Regions from separate parts of the Homo sapiens genome. Here region 2 is linked to region 1. Evidence: chromatin loops called from intact Hi-C (ENCODE). Cell type or tissue: Caco-2. All regions are shown on one strand. Links, peaks and the distances in the headings refer to the core of each region. The heading gives the core; the rest is flanking DNA.

Region 1 (2,804 bases), core at 158-2,657:
ATTATTTTAGGCACATGAAAACTGAGAATGCTACATAAATTCACATTATTGAACAAGAGTGGTTATGGTGACCTTGAATATTTTCACATTTACCCTTGCAATTTCCCTGTTCCTTCCCTATTTTTATTTATTTAAAATTATGGTCTTCTCTAGGAATGGAGATGTTTTATGTTGTGGGGAGTGGTCTAGAGGCAGGACCCTGAGCCCAGAGGAGCATGGAGAAGAGGGGAGGAGGTAAGGGCAGTTGGCTTCTTTCTGAACTTGGTGAGGACTGTGTGTTCTAGAGGGAACATTTTGGCCTTGTGAAAAAATAAAACCCAACACAGACATGTGGCAGCTCCCAACTAAGCGCCCATCCCTTAGAGGGCTACCAATCGAATGAACAGAGACCCCAGTTCTCTTTGAAACAGCGAGAGAAACAAGTTTATATTTATTTACATGACACCAAGACTCAGTTAACACAGAACTTAATTTCTTTGTGATGCTGAGGCCTGAGTTGTAAGATGCAGGTTAATTTCTTTTGTGTGTATTCTATGGAGAAGAGAGTCATAATGCTAGAGGAACAGTCTAAAACACATGGAATATTACTGGAAAGACACTTACAGATAGCTTTCCATCAAGAGAGAAAACTGGCATCCAGAGAAGTTAAACGACTTGTCCAAGAGCGTATGGGGTGTTAGTAGGAAAACTGGCCTGGAAGCTGGGAGACCTGAGTCTAGTGAAGCTTTATTGGTAATCCTAAACTGTAGTTTATCTTATATTCAAAACAGCTTTAAGAATTTCCTGAGTCTATAACTTAACTTCCAGATTCCAGATTCTCCCTCTCTCTGTCTATATATACATATATGCACACACACAAATACATATACACACATACAATAAAACATACAATATACACACACAATATAACTGAGATAGAATACTCCAAACTTCAAATTACCTACAGATAAGGGAGTAAACTCCCAGGCTCAAGGTGGTCTCCAGAGCAAGTGCTGGAGCAAAGACTCAGCCTGAAGATTGTTTGGAAAAGGAGAACGGTGCCTGGGGGCATTAGTGTCCAAAACCACAGACAAAATAACCTCCAGAAAGAGAACTTCGCACCTGACTGAGAAATAGCTTGAACAACTCACAGGCCAGGTAGCCTGAGGGCGCTGCTTCAGGATGCGAATGAAAGGGAGGGTTTGACTGCCCATGGGGCTGGGCTGGCCTGTGGAAAGGGCACTATTTCTGGAGGAGAGGGGGCCGCTTGGCAGCAGGGCTTCAGAGGCGTCTGAGTGGAGGGGAAGAACGAAGAAAGAGTGTCCTACCAAGCAAAAGTGGATCTCAAAGCTCAGAAGGCACACCAACCCCTCCCCCACAAAAGCTGCTGTCAGTGAAGAAACTACACTTTCCCATGCCAACAGAAGAGGGTGCTCTTGAACTAAGAAACATGGTCAGTCATCAAACGCCATGACTGCGCCTATCTACAACTGTATATTTAAACATCTAAAAATGAATAGAAAATGGCAGACGACACTCATACAAGGCCAATAACTTAAAAAAAAAAAACAGGAATTAAAACATTCCAGCAGATGAAAATGCTTCTACCGAAATCAAATATGAGGTGGAAGAAAACTGTAACAGAACACCCACACTGAATTGAATATCCTAAAACAAGCATGTGAAGATAGAAAACAAAAACCTTAAATCAGAAGTTTTAAGCTTTATAAAAGAAATACGACCAAAAAACCCTATTATTTTGTGAAAAACCCTATTTTTCAGGAAAATGCGAAATAAGAATTGAGTGAACTCAGGAAAGATATGGAAGGAAAAGACAAAATCATCTTAAAAATAAAGGCCAAGTTATAAAGTACCCATGGAAAAAGAGATTTGACTGAAAATATGAAACAGTGAGGAAAGCCATGAAAAAAGGGAATAAAAATAAAATAAGGAACAAAGCAAAAGAGATCAGAGAGAAAATAATTGATAGAAGAAGGCCATTACAATAGAAAACCACTAGTATTTAAAACCACAGACTAAGAGAAATGTCTGAAATTAAAAGAAAACTTGAATCTGCATCTTTAAAGGCTCCTCAGTATCCCTGGGAAAATAAACCTGGAATGGTGAAGTCCAAGACATATACTAGGAAAATATTGTAATTTAAAGATAAAGAAAAAATTTTTCTAGATCTCCAGGCAAAAGTATCAAATCACTTACATAGGAAAGAAAATCGGACTTCTCATCTAAAGTAAAAGAATAACACAGTCACATCTTCAGGAAACTAAAGGAACTGTGGAATAGCTTTTATGTAGATGAGCTAAGCTTCAAGTATCAAGCGATTTTCTATGTGCAGAACCCCAGAGAACACTGCAATCACTATCCAACTTTAATGGTCCTACTATAGAAAAAACATCATTTAACCAAGATAGGACCTGGACCTGAAGAACTCTGGAAAATGGACTGTGTGAGCATTGAATATATTTCAATGTAAATCTGTAACTTAAACAAGGACAGAGTCATGGGGGGAAGAACAGTTCAACTGTTATATGTGGTGACAAAACTGAAGTGACCTATTGTTGCATAGACAATAGGTGGGAATGAAGAATATAATTTGAAGCAAATAAAACACTAAGTAGCAGAGTAAATGTGAGAAAAGAGACTAAGGGCATTATAATAGGTAGTGGCAAAAAGGTAAGCACTGCAACAAAGATATTAATCTTCCTAGATATCAAAAAATAAATATCACATGAAATAAACCACACTGAGAAAGAAAAATTATATACATAATTTTACACAGAATACAAGTTGAGACCATGTACATCAGT
Region 2 (2,804 bases), core at 214-2,713, 340 kb after region 1:
GTGCTATGAATGAATAACTGCTTTAATAAATATGTATGAACATACTCATCATATGTCATATAACCAGAATCAAGCAAATATGCATATTTTTCCAGTGTGTAATTGGCCATTATACACAATTAGACATCAATGTGAAAGGCTTGCTGAAAATGAAAAGCAGTTAAGTGACAAAATGTCAGGTTTTGAAGAAAATGTCAAAAGTCCTATTACAATCTAGAAAATCAAAACCAGATAGGTTATAAAAATGGGTTTGGGTAAACATACACCTGTATACACACACACACACACACACACACACACACACACACACACACACAATTTGATTTCCTAGAAATGGAGATGGTAGTTATGAACTTGCAATGTTCATATGGGAAAGTTTCATATTAAACATTAGAGAAGACTTTTTTAAACTTTTAGATTTGGGGGTACATGTGCAGGTTTGTTATATAGGTAAACTCATGTCATAGGGATTTGTTGTACAGATTATTTTGTCACCCAGGTACTATGCCTAGTACCCAACAGTTATTTTTTTCTGCTCCTTACGACTGCTTAGCTGTGGGACTTAATTGACTAGTCAAAGGAAGCTGTGCTTTTTCTTAAATACATTTGTAGACTAAAAATCTAAAACATCTTTATTAAAATCTTAGATTTTTAATAAAAATCAAAATCTTAGATTCTAAAAATCTAAGATTTTTATCAAAGATCAATTAGTCCATGGGAGAAACTTCTCTTTAAAATGTCTATTTCAAAAATTAATACATCCCTGCTAAACTGTTTCAGTGCAATGAGAAGTTTATTCCTAGACATGTTTCAGGGTTCTACAATTGCAGTCACTAAAAAGTTCTTCCTTATATCTAACCAATATCTACAACCTTAATGTGTGTCTCTCTGGAGCCATGTAGGATACTTGATTTGGTCACATTACAGATCTTCAAACTTTTGAGATCACTTGATATATTCCTTATAATTCTCTTGCCTTCAAATTAAACATATCAAATTATTTGAAATCATGTCATTGGAGAAATTGTTGAATGAATAAGTTTAAGAGTGAATGGAAAAACTGGGAGGTATCGCCAATTTGGCAAAGGAATTTCAATTAACATTTATTTGTCATATGCTATGTATCCACAGTATAGTAAGTTCTAAAGGTCTCTATTAAACTCCAGTACCCTGATCTCCACATTCCAAAGTGTTTTTCTTAGCTCAGAGTAGAACATGTCTCCCATCACTGACTGTGCTTTGCAGGAGGTGGGTAGTGTTACTAAGGGAGAGAAGGCAGGACGTAACTTCACAGTGGTCTTCTCAAACTCGTGATTCTACAAATAGCTCTAATTCTACAAAATAGCTCAAGACTCTTAGTTTGAAAGCCACAAGAGGGCACTAGACTACTACATGGACCTAGCTCTACTTAGGGCCCAAAGCACAGAGCAAGGGTCAGTATTGACATTAGTGATGGCCACATCAGTTGCATGTCCTACATCTGTGTCTGAAACACAGTATGCAATCATGGAGGATGTGCAAAGCTATTGGCTATGAAACATGTTCAAATGCTAAGCTTGAGTTATGCTAAATACAGTAGAATCCACATGCAATTTGAAAAAAAAAAAAAGTAAAAAGGAGTAAGGTCCACCCCCAAAGTTCTAAGAAAAGCAAGGTGGTTCTTTAAGCTGTGAGTTCTGAAAACAATATGGACAACATAGTGATAGTCAGGGGAACAGCAGGAGTTAGAAAAACAGGAGCCTTCCACTTCTACTTTTGGAAAGCCTGACATCTGACGAGGCTCATATTGGCCACAAGATTCCCTCCAGACCATGAGATTTACACTGGGCATCACCCAAGGTATTCATTCTCTCTGCTCCTGAAGTGCTCCGTACTTTACAAGGTTTCAGGAACACTAGTCTCAGGCTAATGAAAGCATACTTAAAAACTTCTCAAAAATACAGATTGAGTCTATGTAATCACCACACCATTTGAGAAAGGCAAAAATTTAGTCAATTAAGTTATATGTTAGTCTGAATAAAATCAACAAACAGATTATTTGGGTCAATGAAGAAGTATCTTACGCAATTCCAAAACAGCCAATCAAATTCACTCAGACAAATATGAATCAACACAAGGAAAAACAATCAGTCAAGAATGCTGCTTTGGATCATGAAAATCAAACCCTAAACTGAAGGCTTGAGTTTTTAACTTTTCAATAGTTATGTTTAATATTGTATAGAAGATGACTCCTTTGTTATCATAACTGTGCATGGGATATACTTTTTCCCTAAAGATGATAGACAGATAGAGAAATTGATAGACAGACAGACAGACAGAATAATTCAGATTGAGTGTCATATAAATGACTTACCTAATTGGTTAAACCAGAGGTTCTTGCTGCAGCAGGAAAGATAGGAGAAGGTCATTTTTCTGAGGCAAGGTTTAGCTCTTTGGAGACAATGAACACCTGGGTGGTTTCCTACAGAGCCAGTTGAAATCATTAAGAAAGATGGTCTTTTCTTTCTAGTTTCTTATTAATTTACCTACATTCTGAGTTCTGGATCCATGACCTGCATTTGTTTTTAAATTTTCTTTTTAAAAATAAAATATATATTATATATTCATGAGGTATAAAGTGATTCTCTCTCTCTCTCTCGATGGGATCTCACTATGTTGCCCAGGCTGAACTTTCATTTCTGGGCTCAAGCAATCCTCCTGCTTCAGCCTCCTGAGTAATTGGGAATACAGGAGTGCACCACTGCACCCAGCTTGAAATGTGATGTTTTGATATATGTTTACATTGCATGGCCTCTGTTATTGTA

What was found. A loop is a pair of places that touch in the nucleus more often than their neighbours do. Peaks named below come from ENCODE experiments on the same cell type or tissue, not always from the same donor. Only the 100,000 strongest peaks of a DNase experiment are listed, where the experiment ranks them.
Region 2: it touches region 1 in a loop (15-fold over the local background); 45 of 110 quality-filtered maps call a loop at or near these places.

Annotation. Positions count from the first base shown.
Region 1 is chr2:217,509,542-217,512,345 of GRCh38, reverse strand. All of the region lies in intron 2 of DIRC3 (disrupted in renal carcinoma 3), which reads left to right. Among named protein-coding and RNA genes, the nearest start is that of DIRC3-AS1, 230 kb to the right of the region's middle. RefSeq lists a silencer at 1,391-1,480. In Caco-2, for the core only: a CTCF peak has its summit at 1,417 (motif pointing right); a DNase peak (open chromatin) is centred at 1,385.
Region 2 is chr2:217,165,004-217,167,807 of GRCh38, reverse strand. No RefSeq gene overlaps it. Among named protein-coding and RNA genes, the nearest start is that of DIRC3-AS1, 120 kb to the left of the region's middle. In Caco-2, for the core only: a CTCF peak has its summit at 1,326 (motif pointing right); no DNase peak of the experiment used is centred there.